2 separate regions of the Mus musculus genome follow, and region 1 is linked to region 2. A link is a loop called in an ENCODE intact Hi-C map of the cell type or tissue named here. Cell type or tissue: left cerebral cortex. All regions are shown on one strand. Links, peaks and the distances in the headings refer to the core of each region. The heading gives the core; the rest is flanking DNA. Region 1 has its middle 38 kb from the start of Dnajc6. Region 2 overlaps Dnajc6 (DnaJ heat shock protein family (Hsp40) member C6).

Region 1 (8,334 bases), core at 127-8,126, 110 kb before region 2:
TCTTTATTTAATCTTGGCCAAGTACACATATCTCACAGTTTTCTTTATAATCGCTTCCAGAATTTTGATACTTTTATTTTGGGAGTGTTTATAATTGTTAATTATTAAAATGTACGGTTTCAGCCAATTATTGGAATAGCTGGAGATCGTGGTTCTTAAAACAGTTCGGGTTTTCTAGAGAGGCATTGACTGAGAATATCCAGATGAACGTTCGTTCATCTTCTTTGGGAGGGCTCAGCAGGGAGTCGTAGTCGCTGACCTTCAGAACTGTTTACCTTGCACAGGGATGTTCTGTTGCAAACTCCCCCTGCTCCCCGCCCCCCACCCCTCACTGCCTTTAAAAAAAGAAAAAAAAAAAAAAACCCACCAGCATGAATTCTGTTGGAGGGGAGGGCAAGGACAGAAACAGATTGACGTGAAAGCCCCCCAACCAAGGACTCTGGAGGATTTCGGGGTTCACCGCCGGGGCCCTGGGAAATTTCTGCCGCAGCGGGGGGAGGGGCAACAGCCCCCAGCTCGCCCCAGCACACACGTGGTTCAGGGTCGCACTTCTTTCTGCATCCTTGATTCTCTAGATCCTGGTGCCTGCCGAGGGGCCGACATCTCCGCAGCCTGGAGCTCAGGCCGTGCTTCTCCGCAGCTGCTCAGTTTGCTCGCGCCGCCGAAGCTTCCTGGGGCCTTGTGGTTTCCCCTTGGCAGGGCAGGTGCGCAGGTGCAGGCCGGTGGTGCCAGGTGACCGCTCGTCCCAGCCCCTGCCTGCCTGCATGCCCCGTAGCAGGTGTGGCCTTCCCCACAGGAGTCTGACCTCTGGTTGTTAAAAGATTTCTACCTGGTGATGGACAGCGGTATATGCACCCATAAACACCCGAGCAAAGAGTGATCATGAGTCTTTTACAGTGTGATGGATGCCAGGGGCGAGGCTGGCTTTCCAGTCTACCAGAAGCAACGCAGTGTCTTAATGGATCCGGGGTTTCTCTGATCGCGCCTTAAAAGTGACTGGGTGGGGCCTGGGGTTGTTGGCACCATCAGCTCAGAGGCTTTGGACCCTTCACATTCACGCATTGAGCCATGTGGTTTTGGTGCTTAAATTTTAATTAAGCAGTTCCAGGGAGGAAGAAACAGCTGTGTGAGGCCGGGCTGAAAGCATAGAGGACAGTTCTCTTCTGTCTCCTAGCCAGCCGCCACTCATGGACAAATAACTCCTATGTGGCCAAACTATTCAAAATCAGTTTCCGAAGAGGGCACTTCCTTGCTGTTTGCAGGGGCTAGAGAAAGGGTTAATGCAGAAAGAGGGGAAAAATGCCTATTTGTCAAGTCATGCTAGGCCATGGACATGGCTTAGAAACAATTAAAGCTGTCTGAATCACAGGCTCAGGCCCGGCTCATTTAAGCTTCAGGTCTACTGACCTTTTTAATGGGAGCTGGTATTTGGAATTTTTGTATTGCTCTGTGTTGGAAAGAGCCGCGGGCTGTCAATCCAAACAGGCAGGTTCTGACTTGTTCAGCCATCTCTCCTTAGAAACCGGGACAAGACTGTTGATTTTCTTGGGTCTCAGTTTATCTCCTGAATGGCGTGATATTAGATGACATTAATGCTTTTTCAGATCGTGAGGGATTTGGGTATATCGGGAGCAACATTTCAGACAGGCACAGTAGAAAAAAGTTCATCTTAGAAACTATTGAACGTATGTGAGTAACTTGTTTTTGAAGCTGTTGGTATGTGCAGACATGTGGGCTGTATTCTGTTATCAAGACTATGTTCTTTGAGTCCTAACCAAAACACACCGAAGAATGATGAAACAAGCCATAACAGGTTTCATTTTGAAAGAGTCTGTGAAATGCAAGCATACATGTGCATCCAACCATATATGTGCTATTGAAAGAAAGATGAAGTCAGCAATTGCCCTCTGATTTACAAAGATGTCTGAGAATCCAAACAGGTCACGAGTTAATGTATATCTAGGGTCCCCTGAGAGGCTTTCAGGCCAATTTCTTGCTGTGCTGGGAGATGTGTCTATGTTGAGGAGTGGATAAGAGTGTGTGTGATATCATGTATGAGGTGCATGTATGTGCACACAGACACGAGAATGCATTCAGAGAGAGTATGAACACGTCCACCAGACCAGGAGAGCTATTTTTGGGAAGCAAAGCACCAGTTGTTGACCTGAATATGAAATAAATGTACAAAAAAAAAAAAAAAAAAAGCTGAAAAGGACTGCTAAAAAAAATTACCAAAATGGAGGGATTTTTTTTGGAAGTCATTTCTTGTAACGGCTAACAGAGGAACCAGGTGAAATTGCAAGAGGTGATGGAGGTGGTTGGCGCTTAGTATGTTGGCAAAGAGAACTTGAACTTGAATGAGCTACTGTCTCACGACTGGTGTTCAGGAAATGGTGGATTGTGGTTTAATAACTGCCTTCCTTTCTGTAACCTGTTCTCAGTACATCTCGGACAGCCCAGTGAGGTTATTAACTATGAGAGGCAATTTTTATCTCTTATGCCTCTTTTATAACTTTATCTCAAAATGCTTTGCAAATAAGAAAAAGGCCTGTGTGTTAGACAATTAAGATACTTGAATGAGTTAACTAAATATTGGCGAGCATGGCTACAAGTTTTAGTAATAAACGTCCTAGAGCCTATTTTATGATCAACGACGGTGTGACAAGTTGTCTGTCAGGTTGATTATGTATTGTTCCAGTAGTACAGGGGAATACTTCCTGTGCAGTGTAAGAGTAGTGGAATTGTATTCAAACCCAGACTGTTCACCCCAGAAACCACTTCTCAGGTAGGCAGACAACTCACGCCATAAAATTCGCTTTAAAATAAAATTGCATGGGGGCTGGAGAGATGACTTAGCAGTTAAATGCATCTGTTGTTCTCGTAGAGGATGTGCGGTCAGTTCTCAGCACCCACGTCAGACAGGCCAAACTGTCTATAACTCCAGCTCTAGGGGACCTGATGCTCCCCCCGACCTCTTCAGTCACCATACATCCCCACATGTTTACATAAATAAATAATAACTATAATATAAAGATTAAAATTGCCTATATTAATATTAGAATTAATTTATCTTGTATAAAACAGGGAAATATGAACCCCAGAAAATAAAATAACGACTTTTGACTAATTTTCTAGTTTGTTTGAAACATAGACACAGTAGAGTTTGTGAATTACCAATAGGTCATAGAGATATGAAAGAACAAGAGAGGAGAATTTGAAAAATTATTATTATTATTATTATTGCAAATAAAAGGCAGAGAAGGGGTTGGGGAATCTAGTCCAGTGGTAGAGCACTTGGCTAGCAAGTACAAGGCCCGGGCTTCAGTCCTCAGCTCGGGGAGGGCATGGGGGGGGGGGGGAGACTAACAAAAAGTCAGAGAAAATATTTCTCTTCCAGTGCTTCTGTATTTTGAGAGATTTTATTTACTATTTACAAACATGACATTCTGTGAGCAGATGAGGGATGTGGCTAATGTTTGGATGTGTGAGAGCAGGGGTTTGAGCGTGGTCTGTGTTATAGGGACCTGCATGATTTTGCTAGAAGACACTGCAAAATGAGATGAGTTGAACAAGGTCAGACGGAGACTTTTAGGCCTCACATATTAAATCTGGCTTCTATTCTTCAGTGAAAAAAAAAATAGGTGAAAAAAATGTTAGTTTTTGTTTCCCTTAACCAGCATGACTCCTTTGATATCTTCGGAGCAAACACATATTTCAAGGTGATTTTTTTGTTTTTGTTTTTTTTTTTTTTTGTCATGGCTGCTTTTGCCTGGTTGGGTTGGTGAGATGGTATTTTTGCAGGAAAGATCTGTAAATATCATGTGATTTCTCAGGCAGGGGTCTAGGGCTTGCTCATGCCAGTGGTTATCAATGGAAACTGAATCTGCACTGGAAACCTGCAAGTCAGCTTTCGGTTTGGTAGTGTTCACCGGCAGAAAGAAGCTAGAGCTGTTTGAGTTAGCTTGTGTGACCTGTAACTTTGAAATGTTTTTGTTGAAGAGGTGAGACTCTTTATAGTTTTTCCAGCCTAGAATGTATGTTGGTCTTATATACATAGTTAAATGTCCAGGACTAACTGGATGTGATGATGCACACCTTTAATCCTAGTACTCAAGAGACAGAGGCAGGCAGAGCTCTAAGTTTTAAGTCAGCCTGATCTACAAAGTGAGTTCTAGAATAGCCAAAACTACTCAGAGAAACCTTGTCTTGAAAATACTTCCCCCTCCCCAAAATTCCCAGGATTAAAAAGTGCTATCAAATCTAAGAAAGTTTATAACATAATTTTGTTCCCTTCAAAAACTTATCTAATGCAATATTGGTATTTTGCAAGGTAATGGGAAGAAGTTGCAACACAATTTATCCTTCTTATTCAGTCTACATACAGATGCAAATACCTCGCTACAATGTAACATGGTTCTGCCTGAGTGTTTCTACATTACAATAAATATATTTTATTATTAATGTTATATTTAATTTCTGCTTGGTGTATGTACTTGGTTAGCTACATTATAACATAGTTCTGTCTGAGTGCTCACACACTGCAATGCATATACTTTCTTATTAATGTCTTATTTAATTTTTGCATTATGCCTATGCATGTGTGGATATGTGGAGGCCAGCACAGGTTGTCCGGTGGTTTCCTCCATTGCTCGCAGCCTTCCTGCTCTGAGCTAGGGTTTCTCACTGAACCAGAAGCTCAACATTTTTGCTAAGTTGGCTGGCTAGTGAGCTCTCAAGATCTTATTGTCTCCAGCCCCCGCACCCCCCCCCCAACCAGTGCCGAGGTTATAGGCACTTACAATTATGCCCAGCTTTTTTACATGGGTCCTGGGGATTTGAACTCAGGTCCTCACGCTTGCAGAGCAAGTACTCTTACTCACCAAGCCTAAGTATTTTCCAGTCCCCCTGAATATTTTGGTTTCTTTTTGTGCAGTGCTGGAAAGCAAGCCCATGCTATCTGCTAAGCATGCGAAGCAAACACTGCTATCTGCACTTCTCATTCTTTTAAAGACTTATTTATTTATTGTATGTATAGGAGTGCTCTAGCTGCATGTATACCTGCATGCCAGAAGAGGGAGACATCAGATCACATTATAGATGGTTGTGAGTCACTATGTCACAGGGATTTGAACTCAGGACCTCTGGAAGAACAGTCAATGCTCTTAACCACAGAGCCATCTCGCCAACCCACACTTCTCATTCTTGACCTTCCTATTTCAGAGAGGTTTGAATCAATGTTAAAAACTTTGGAACAATATATATTCAATCCTGTAATTTTGGTGCCTTTTAAAAAAAGATGGAGACACTGTATAACTGTTTGTAATTGAAATTGAGCTGAGCAAAACATACCCTATTTTTCTTTTTCTTTCACCTTTGAGATAAGGTCTTATGATGTGTGCAGCTTACACTGGCCTTGAACTTGGTTTGTCCCTGGCTGGTCTTAGACATGATTCTCTTAGCTCAGTCTCCTGAGTGCTGAGGTTATGAGCGAATGCCATCATGTCTAGCAGAGACACGGGGACATCATGGATGTAAACCTGCTGGAAAGTGATGCCATGGGGTTATTGATTCTCTTTGCCACTGAAGCTGGCACTTGGAATTTCTGTTTTTGAGTTGTTCGTTAGGATACACAAATGTGATGCATTTTTAGATCTTGGTTTTATTTTGATGATCTTGCTAAATGCACTTAATAATTTGAATAGTTTTTAGATTTGAAAGAATTTCCTACATTGACAGTTTTCTCTAATTAAGACACTTTTATTTCCTTGTTTCCAATTCTTACACATTTTTAACCTTCTCTTACTTAAGCATTGACTAGGATGTCTCTTAAAATGATGAAAGAGGGGCCGGCACCACGGCTCAGTATAAAGGCCCTTGCTGCCAAGCTTGATGGCCTGGTTTGACTCTTGGGACCCACGTGATAGAAGGAGAGAACACATTTTCATTTGAAGCTGTAATTCTCCCTTTGAGCCTGGCTGTTATAGATGCTGCAAGTATTGTGTCATAATTAATTTTTTATAAACTATTTAATAACTTCCATTACATCTTTTTTTTTTAATCCAGAGGGTCATATAGAAGTGCACTTCATTACCAGGCAACCGAGTGGTTCTGTCTAGTTATTTCTTTGCTATTGACTTCTAGTTTCTTTCTACTGTAGTAAGAGGAAGGACTGTGGATATAGTTCTTTTTAGAAAAAAAATTTGAGTTTTTTCTACTGTATATATGGTTGTCTTACATATTTTTTTAGTGTGTATATACTTTGTATGCACTTTAAAATAATATGCACACTAACGTTGCCTAGTTTAGCTATGTTGGTTATTTCATTTTTTTCTTAAAATGCAAAGATTTATTTTTATGTATGTGTATGTATCTGTGTGAGTGAATGCCATGTGTGTCCAGGTGCCCCTGGAGACAAAGTGTCCATTAGATCTCCTGGAGCTGGACTTACAGGGTTGTGAGCTGATGTGGGTACTGGGAACTGCACTTGACCTTTGGAAGGGCAGGATGCTCTTTTAACTCTGAGCCACCTTTGCTCACTTCTTTGAGATAGAGTCTTGTTCTGTAGCCCAGGCTAGGCTAGAACCCACTGTGTAGCCCAGGCTGTCCTTGGACTCATAGCAGTCGTCGTGTCTCAGCTTCCCCAGTTGGGATTGCCGGCATGAGACGCCTTGGCCTGCCTGCCTTGGCATTTCTCTCTGGTGTTGCCATAAAGCCTGGCCCAGAACTTGCTGTATAGCCCAAGCTGGCCTTGAAGTGATATCAGTTCTTCTGCCTCTGTCTCCTGGTTGTTAGGATCACAGTTGGGAGCTGACATTCTCATCTTGTCTTTGCCTTTTGAAGGTAGTGCCACTGGGTGTGTGTAATTCTGGGAGAGGACAAGAATGGCACGTATTGTGGAGGCTGAGCTGGGAGAGAAGCCAGAAGTTCAAAACTGGCCTGGGAAACAGTGAGACCCTGAGTCAAAACAACACCCACACTCACACAACCCCCAAACCAAACCACCAACAAATCCTAAGCTGGCAGATGTCTTAAATTTTTATACATATAAAATATATAAAATGTATATATGTATATAAGTTTATAATATGTATAAAATATAAAAATACATAAAATTGAGGGTTGTTTTTTGTTTTTTTGTTTTTTTGTTTTTTTTTTTTTTTTCTGTTTTGTTTTTTCCAGACAGGGTTTCTCTGTGTAGCCCTGGCTGTCCTGGAACTCACTCTGTAGACCAGGCTGGCCTCGAACTCCGAAATCCACCCGCCTCTGCCTCTCAAGTGCTGGGATTAAAGGCGTTCGCCAACACTGCCTTGCAAAATTGAATTTTTATTGGCACACTGACATTATACATAGCATTAGGGCTCCAAGGGTTTATGATCAAGCTAGAAGTTGTCGTATAGACTATATCCACAAATCTTTGCCAGCACCCAACGTGCATTTTTCGGGTTTCCTATTTTCAGTGCTGTGTGTTATGTTAACTGGACCCTGGAGCTTCCTCTCATGTCTGGTCATTTACTTGGGTCATTCTTTGAGCATTTGTGCACCTAACTCCTTTCAGCACAAATACATGTTCCGGTGGCTCTTGAATCACCAGGAGAGTAAGTCAGCCTACTCACGTGACTTAGAGCTGAAAGGCGGTGATCGATGGTATGCGGTCGTGGAGACCGCGGAAAGCCTTTTCATGTTTTCTATTAAAATTAGGCCAAGAAACAAACTGGCACTTCCTGTCAGTCTCTTTTGATGTGCGTCCCTACTTCACTTCGAGTAGGGAAAATGTGCCACGGAGGGACCCTCGGGTGCCACAGTGTGTAAGTGCGGTCAGTTTGTGGACGTACATTGAGCTGATCCTGTGTTGTGTTCACTTTTCAGTACATATGTTACACTCCTGATAAAAATTATAAAAGTGGGCCCTTTGATATGAAATGTCTCCCCCCGCCCCCAATATTGAGGTAGGTTTCACTCTGTAGCCCTGACTGGCCTAGAACTCAGATATGTTTACCGGTGCTGTGATTGTGAAACTGAGCCATCATTCCTGATGATGTCAAGCATTCTAGAAAAGCGCCAGGGACAAGGAAAGCTTGAGGACGGCTGATCCAGGCGAGCCTTGTCGTATGAACGAGATTACTAGGGAGTAACGGAACCCGGGAACTGCGCATGTCTCGGAGCCCACGGTCAGGCCTTCTGATTCTCACTCTTTATACTTTTAAATTCGCTGATCAGAGAGTGGGGGACCAGAGGATGTTCTCAAATTCGTAAAGCATCCGCATGAGTCAGCACCTTCCTCCTTTTTGCGGTTCCATCTTGTCCTCATTCTCTTCCCAGGCATTTAAAAACAGA
Region 2 (8,334 bases), core at 263-8,262:
TAAGTAAGAATGGTGTGGGTTTTTGAAGACTTAAGCCCACCCCTAGTAACACACCTCCTTCAAAAGTCCACACCTCTTAATCCTTCCCAAACAGTTCTACTAACTGGGAACCAAACTATTGAAATATATGAGGGGGGGGGAGCATTCTCATACAAACTGCTATAAAGATGATGAACTTAAAAGTTCTTATATGATCTACAAGGATGAACAGGCACCAATGAGAGGGCCTTGGATTTTAGGACATAAGGGGATGGCTGGTTACACCACACAGATTTAGTTGGCAATAGATTAATTTAGGAGTCAGTGGTCTAGACTCCCAGAGAGTATGACATTTTTGTTTCTGTCCTGACCTTGGTTGGCATTTACTGTTAAAGTCAGGAAAAGGTGACTATATGGGGCATGGTTGTTTGAGGAAAACAAGATGTGCCTAGACGTCCAGATTGGATGGAGAGAGAAGGCCTACATTGTTGTGTCAGTGCTCTACCAGCCAAGAAACAGCCTGCAGCCAGTCCATACCGGCATCATTCCTACATTTGCACAAGATAGGAAGGAGCTTCTATGTCTAAGTCTGGGTGAGCAGGTCCCTTAGAGCCATAGCAGAGGTTCCTGTGTCTGTGATTGTACCAGACTCTCATGATCTCTTCTGATCTCCATTTAAAGAGAATACCGTGTCCAAGATGGGAAAATCTTCATCCCTCTGAACATCACAGTCCAAGGTGATGTCATCGTTTCCATGTACCACTTGCGGTCAACCATCGGGAGCCGGCTGCAGGCGAAGGTAAGCTTTCAGGAGGACTTGGACTGTGAGCTCACCTGAGTTTGTAACAGGAGTATTACTGGGTCTTTTCTCTGTATCACTTTGGGCTTGATTGACAGGTGAGTTTGGAGTGAGAAAGAGCCTGATGGCTTGTTGATGTCCATCTTCTTTGTCACTGTGGAAGGGAATGGAGATTGAGGCAGGTTGTAACTTATACATAGTCCCGGGGGGGACTCTCTTGCATCATGACTTTCAGCAAGCCATGTTCTTGAGAATATGAGTCTTTTTTTTTTTCAGTGCTGTGGTTAGGGGAACCACTATAATATGAGCACTTTCAACTAAGTATGAGTATAGTTAAGAATTTTTTCCCCAAGAGATGGTTCAGCAGGTAAAAGCTCTTGCCACAAACCCTCATGCCCTGAGTTCAATTTCCAGAATGCCTTCCCCAAAGGTGTTGTTACTATTAGAATTATCTTATTTTGAAAATGTTTCCTTCACCACTAAAAGAGACCTTGTACCCATCAACAGTCACTAACCATCTCCACTCCCTTCCTCATCTCCTGACTACCATGAGTCTTTTTCCTGTTTCTATAGACTTGCTTATATGCAGACATATCATATAGATGGAATCATATAATATGTGGTCTCCTATGGTTGGCTTTTTTTACTCAGTGTAATAGATTGGGGGTTTATTTATGTTTTAGCAGGTAGCCATATTCCATTCCTATATATAGCTAAGCAACACTAAACTGAATGTATATACCGCATTTATTAACTCTCCATGCTTAGATTATTTCTCCTCTTTGGCTATTGGGAAAGATGTTGCAAGCAATTATATCTTAATCAAATATTTGCTAAGAGCATATATCATATCTATTGTCTAGGTGTTTTGGACCAACAAAAAAGTAAGATTGTAGCCTTAGCTTTACAGAACTGACCCTAGAGGGGACAAGTCAAACATATGAATATCCACTATGCTGTATCAGAGGACAGACAGGACTCTGTCATTGCAACAGTGTTTTTAGCTAGTGGTCACCAAGCAGACTATGGAGGTGGGCCTTGAAGGATGATGAGTTTGTTGGGCTGGAGCAGGAGTCTCTGGGAAGAAAGACTACAGAAAAGCACAGGACACTGATGAGTAAGGAAATGTCTTGCTTTCATGGAGAGAAGCTAGAAATGAACCTGGGAGGCCATTTAATATTTATATAATATACAAAGAATCAGATAAAGGGGTAATAGAAGGCACAGACACAATATTCGATGTAGACTCCCGTTTCTCCTACTAATCCTGCTTCTTGCACATATTTTTAGGTGACCAACACACAGATATTCCAGCTCCAGTTTCATTCTGGGTTTATACCACTGGACACGACAGTTTTAAAGTTCACCAAGTAAGTGCTGTGTGCACCTGAGGCCTTTACCAGCATGGCAGGAAAGCTCCAAAAGTCTGTAATAGCATGCTGTTGTCTCCAGAGTCCTGAGCTGCAGGCTATTGACTGTGGCTCCATCACTTAGAGAGGCTATGCAGGTTTGAAGTCTTTCCATTGAGTATGGTTGATCTAAAGAAGAGCAAATGGATTGAGTTAACTAGAAAGGTCTAACGTTCCATGTTAGGGAACAAAGGACTATGACCTTGATCCTGTGTGTTTGTGGCTAGCTATCCCCAACAGGAATGGTAGAGTTTAATTTCTGGGATGGCATAAGCAGTGACTCCTCACAAGGGCTGGCTGGCTATAGTACCAAAAGAGGTTCTGGGGAACCCAGCTGCACTGAATATGGACCTGCTGATGCTATAACGTAATGTGGCTATAGATCTCAGGGTGTGGCTGAATCTGGGGTGGTGGGGATGGTTGCTGGAGCTAAGAAACAGGAAACTATGAAGGGGTTCAGAGGTTCAGGTTCAGAAGGTGGCTTTGGACCTGTTTCACTGTTTTGATGACCCATTTAGCCATGCCAGTTAATACTGGCCAGACATATCAACTCTGCTTCTCACAGCGCTTCTATTAATATGTTCCATAGTAGTCCAACAATGTGAAGAAGTGTTATTCTTCTGTTTTCTCTACATGAGAAAACTGAGGCATAGCAAAGTAGCACCTAGTTAGTACCCGAGTCAACCTAGAAGTGAGTTTCAAGCAGAACTCGACAGCGTGAGCCGGGTCCTGTGTTGAGCATCCTGCTGACTGCACTGTTTGTGCTGCTGTTTTTCTTTCCATTAGGCCTGAGCTGGATGCATGTGATGTACCAGAAAAATATCCTCAGCTGTTCCAAGTGACACTGGATATAGAAGTCCAGCCCCAAGACAAAGTGATCGACTTAACTCCACCATGGGAACACTACTGCACAAAAGATGTGAACCCCAGCATCCTCTTCTCCTCTCAGCAGGAGCATCAGGACACTCTGGCCTTAGGGGGTATGGCTCTTGGATGGCTTGAGTTTTCAGAATGAAGCCTCCAGTTACACACTGTGTGGTTTTGTTTCCTGTGTTCGGTTGACCTTGGGACCTTTTGTCTTGCAGGTCAGGCTCCAGCCGATCTCCCACCAGACCATCCCAGGAATCTTGGGCAAGGAGGCTTCTTTGCCTCTCTCTGTTGGCAAGGTATGGCAGCGCCTTGACCTTAGGATGATTCGATGATAAAGTGGTTAAGTTGTCTGGTATTATTAAAACTCTTCTTGAAGCAGTGTCAATGGAAGGTTCCTTTCTCCCTTATTTCAAACTCTTCCCTTCATGTTTTTCAAATTGGCATCTTGACGTCTTTCCAGGCCACGAGTGCTCAGACTGACCAGAAAGCCAATGTCGGCTATGTCCTACCTTCCTCATTTGCAGTATTTCTAAGCCATATCTTTCAAGACTGATGAAGTGTGATGCATGCTAAGATCCCTCTTTAGGCTGGTGACAACTCAGAAAGGCAAAACAAAGCATTGCTGCCTGTAAGCAGATATTCTAAAGACCGAGCTGGGCATTGTCTCAAGGACTGTAGCTCCAAGCATGGTGAAGGAAGTCACCGTGGCCTGTATCTCTGCTAGTTGCTTTAGCAACCATTAGCCCACACAGGGCTCTACCGCTGTGCTATTTTCTCCCACAACTGGAGGCATTTCCCGATTCCTTCTTAACTTAGTGCTTTACATTATGATCTTGAGGGGACAGCCACTGGCACCCTAGTTAATGTACCCTGGCCACGATTGCTTTGCAGTCTGTAGGCGATAGCTATGAAGTGTGGTATAGAATGGAATATTCAAACTTTATAAGAGAAAGGGTTGGGGATTCAGCCTCAGAGATGTCCTCAGTAACATTTTCTTGATCCCCCTGATGTGTGTTTGTAAGACAACACTCCCAGATGTTTTCAATGTTAGGTTAAAAAGTATTCATATGATTCCTTTGGCTCCAAAGGTTTGTTTACAAAATCTTCTTTTGAAAAATGGAACAGACTCGGAAGCCCAGGCAGATATGGCTTGTAGATAGATTGTTGGTCTCTTTCTTGGTCCTTACCTTGCTCCTTTCTCACAGTAATGGTTTCTAATAAGTCATTACCTATCCCTTTCCACTGCCGTGTTAATATGTAGACATAATTTCTGTATGGGCCTGGAGAGTTGGCTTAGTGGTCAAGAGCATGTGATGCTCTTACAGAGGACTGTCTGTAACGCCAATTGCAGGGAATCTAATGTCCTTTTCTGGCCTCTAGAGGCACCAAGCACACACACATGGTGTCCAGGCATACCCAATACAGGCACTCATGCAAACACATAAGACAAAATGTTTTTAAAAAGAAAGAATCTCTGTAGATAAACTTAGGGTTTTGTTGTTGTTGTTGTTTTGTTTTGTTTTGTTTTTCTTCTGAGACAGGGTTTCTCTGTATAACCCTGGCTGTCTTGGAACTCACTTTGTAGACCAGGCTGGCCTCGAACTCAGAAATCCTCCTGCCTCTGACTCCGAGTGCTGGGATTTAATCCAAATGTAGTCACTTATCTGCCTGTGGTTTTTACATTTTTGCAAAGGTATGTAAAATATATTACTTAATATCTCCAGTAGCCTATTTTCTCTTTCTGCAACAATGTAAACATAACAAAACTCACCTGACCCAGCAGTCAGTCATATAATCGTTTATTTGCACATTGGTCTTTTTTAGATCAGAAATCAGAGAAGTCACGCTGTGAGGAGGACCACGCTGCCCTGGTGAATCAGGAAAGTGAGCAGTCAGATGATGAGCTACTGACTCTCTCCAGCCCCCATGGCAATGCAGAGGGTGATAAGCCTCATGGAGCCAAGAAGCCAGGCAAAAAGCAGCAGGAGCCAGCTGCGCCTCCTCCCCCAGAGGAAGTGGACCTCCTGGGCCTGGAAGGGTCTGATGTGAGCACGAACTTCTCTTCCTTGGCAGCTCCTCCCAGCAATTCTGAGTTGCTGAGTGACCTGTTTGGGGGTGTAGGTGCCACAGGTCCTGCTCAGGCAGGACAGGCTGGGGTAGAAGATGTGTTTCATCCTAGTGGACCTGTGTCTGCACAGTCCACACCGCGCCGAACCGCCACCTCCGCCTCTGCATCGCCAACCCTAAGAGTGGGAGAAGGTAATCTTTCTATTTTTCTGCTATCTTTGATTTTAGGAATAACTTTGGGGCCAAACAAGTAAAACTCAAATGCTTTAATAAGCTGAACTTTTCTAGTTTTTCTAGACAGTTTCTTGGAAAAACATACAACACATACAAACATTATCCATTTTGGTAGAAAGATATGGGGTTATATTTAAGATCCATACTCTCTCTTATTTACTCTTTTGAATATTTTATACATGAATACTATATTTACATCATTTCCCCCTTGTCTCCTCCCTCCTCCAACTCCCCCCATGTCCCCCTCACTCAGTTCTGAAGTTCATAATCTCTTCTTTGTCATTATTGTTACATCTGTCTCTTCTTTGTCATTATTGTTACATCTGTCTCTTCTTTGTCATTATTGTTACATCTGTCTCAAGCTCCTGAGTCCCTGTAGTGTTGCTCATCTGCATTTAGGGCTGACTACTTAGGATTGCATAACCTATCTGGGACTTGTCCACGGAGGAAAAGTCAGTTACTCTGTTGATCCACTGCTCTTCATCTAGGGGTGGGGCTTTGGGAACTTTGTCTGTGTTGGCATGCCCCCTGGTGCTGTCACTGAGCAGGTCTTGTTTAGCCAGTTCTATCACTGAGATGTCATGGGTGCAGCTTTCCTGTTACCTCCAGAAGTCACTCTCTTGAAGCAGGCATCCTGATCCTCTGGCTTAACTTCTTACTCTTCATTTCCTCTTCTTGGGACTTAAGCCTTGAGTCAACTTTAGTTACTTCTGTTTGAAGATGGAGATGGATGAGCTATTATTTACTACAGCAGCTGATATTTATGTGGTACCCACCACTTGCCAGATATGGAATACATGATTAAATATGCATCGCTTCTTTTAAAATCCAGTAGACAGATGCTACTGTTATTTCCACTTCCGAGTTGAGGAAATGAAAGCGTAGAGTTTAATTAGCAGCATTTGTTCAAACAGCTGGGCGTAGATGGGGCCAGGGTCCAAACTTGACATGTGGACTCAGAGCTTTCCCCCAGACCTCCTGAAATACTTTCTTTGAATTCTAGTTTTCTAGATATACCCTGGCTATACAGTGAAGTGTTTGAATACACCAGGATATACTTGAGAGGCTCAGACCAGCAGCACGTCTGTGGAAAGAAGTGTGGCTGGTCTTTGTAGGGCGTCTGAGCCATATATACTTAGCTAGGTTCACTTGACACACCACTACAAACGTGACTCTTCTTTTTCCTGGCCAGCCACAGCATTAACGCTTGCAAGGTGATCTGGCTGGGTACCAGAGATTCACTGCAGCTTCTGAATAACCAGCACAAAGCAGCTCTGTGACCGGCACTGTTAACCAAGATGCTGCTGCATTAGAAATCGTAAAGAGATGAATCTCAACCACCTAGGCTGGGAGGATGCTGTAGGAACCTTTTCCCATGCTAATCCTTCACCTTCGCTGGAGGCTCAGGGGCTGGTCTTGGCTTTTGAAGTTCTGCTGGCTGCCTCTTTTGTGAGAAGGGGAATCAGAATCACAGGGTTTGGGCTGGTGGTGGCTAGATGTATACCCGGGAGCCTGCATCCCACATTGTGGCTCTTTCTTCTGTGCTTTGCTTTCTTCCATCCAGTTCTGATTCATCAGGATGAGTAAGAAGGTCTTTCAGGAAAACAAAATCCCAAGATTGAAGACAGCACAGTGTTCCATGGCTGAATTTTAAGACAAACCATCCTAAGGATGTTTGATAATTTAACTTGCCATGTCCTATGCTGCTTGGTGCATTCATGGCAGAGCTAGAAGGCACCTTCGACATTAGTTAATTCTGTCTGTGACATCATAGATACGATGATGAGCATCCCCAGTTGTTAGTGGCAGTCCTAGATGTATGGCTCCAGTGTCCTGTCCCTCCAAAAAGAATCAGAAAGGATGCCAAGTCTAGAATTAATGACCTGCATTTGAATCACACAGGACTAACACTTAACTAGTTGGGGAGCCTTGTTAAGAACTTAATTTGGCCAGGTGTGGTAGCACATGCCTTTAATCCCAGCAATTGGGAGGCAGAGGCAGGTGGGGTTCTGTGATTTTTCAGGCCAGCCTGGTCTATATAGGGAGTCCTAGGCCAGGCAGGGTTACGTAGTGAGGCCCTGTCTCACTACCAACACAACAACAAAAATCATCTTAATTTTCTTAGTTAGGGATTATACTTATGGGCATAATGGTAAAGACTAACTCTTGAGTTTTCATCCATACTATTTGCACTTCACTTTTGGCTATTAGGGAATTTCTTAAACAAGGTGCTATTAAAAGTGCTCTAGTAATCTAAGAAGTCTTTAGTGTTTTCTCCATTGATTAGCTTCAACCTAGAAACAAGTGGGTTTACCAGTTGTCCTCTTACAGCTACCCTGCAAGCCCTAGTGTTCTGTGTTAGAGAGGATGAGGTCATAAATGGGGTCAAGGATGTGCATCCTGGACTGCATGGCTGGAAACAGTATAGGTATTGCTACTGCAACTCCGCCAAGTGTTGGGAGAGCATTGTGCTTGCCACTGACACCATAGCTGTAAACTTGTGAGCCACATGCCTCAACACGTCGTGACAGTGGGAAGTGTCTGTTCGCTGGTTTGGCTCTCAGGCTCTATTTCTAGAATGGGTCAGCCCCACTCCAGGATGCAAGCAGTCATCAGCTTGGTACCTACAGATTTGGAAGTGACATCTCACTTTAGGTAGTTCAAGGAGATTTTTTTTGTTCCTTGCTCCACAGTGAGAAATCAGGGCAGTTGTCTCCATGCAGCTTGGTGATTGGTGTCACACTTCGTGACTAGGGCCTGTGGGGGTTATCTGGAGTTTTGAGCTGGAAAATTTGACTATGAGTCTAGCCTAAAGTATTTCCTGGAGTTGAACAAAAGATAATTTCTGAACCTCAGTTTCTCCAGGAATGAGTGAAGGTAATGGCACTTCCGTTTGTCAGGGAGAAGTTGAGGACCACCCAAGGTCACCTCTATAACACAGTATAGCCCCAAGAAGATTCACTATTGCTGACAACC

The links. Peaks named below come from ENCODE experiments on the same cell type or tissue, not always from the same donor. Only the 100,000 strongest peaks of a DNase experiment are listed, where the experiment ranks them.
Region 1: it touches region 2 in a loop (2.1-fold over the local background); 4 of 42 quality-filtered maps call a loop at or near these places.

Annotation. Positions count from the first base shown.
Region 1 is chr4:101,508,400-101,516,733 of GRCm38, forward strand. It overlaps a transcript of Dnajc6 not described here. Among named protein-coding and RNA genes, the nearest start is that of Dnajc6, 38 kb to the right of the region's middle. In left cerebral cortex, for the core only: a CTCF peak has its summit at 5,056 (motif pointing right); DNase peaks (open chromatin) are centred at 755, 1,114, 1,949, 2,824 and 3 more places; H3K4me3 peaks cover 3,054 bases; H3K27ac peaks cover 2,519 bases.
Region 2 is chr4:101,613,513-101,621,846 of GRCm38, forward strand. Dnajc6 (DnaJ heat shock protein family (Hsp40) member C6) reads left to right here. Exons shown (of 19, transcript NM_001164583.1): 8 at 661-778; 9 at 2,069-2,148; 10 at 2,974-3,167; 11 at 3,273-3,353; 12 at 4,882-5,316. Among named protein-coding and RNA genes, the nearest start is that of Leprot, 30 kb to the right of the region's middle. In left cerebral cortex, for the core only: a CTCF peak has its summit at 4,432; DNase peaks (open chromatin) are centred at 3,778, 6,646, 6,860 and 7,939; H3K27ac peaks cover 1,580 bases.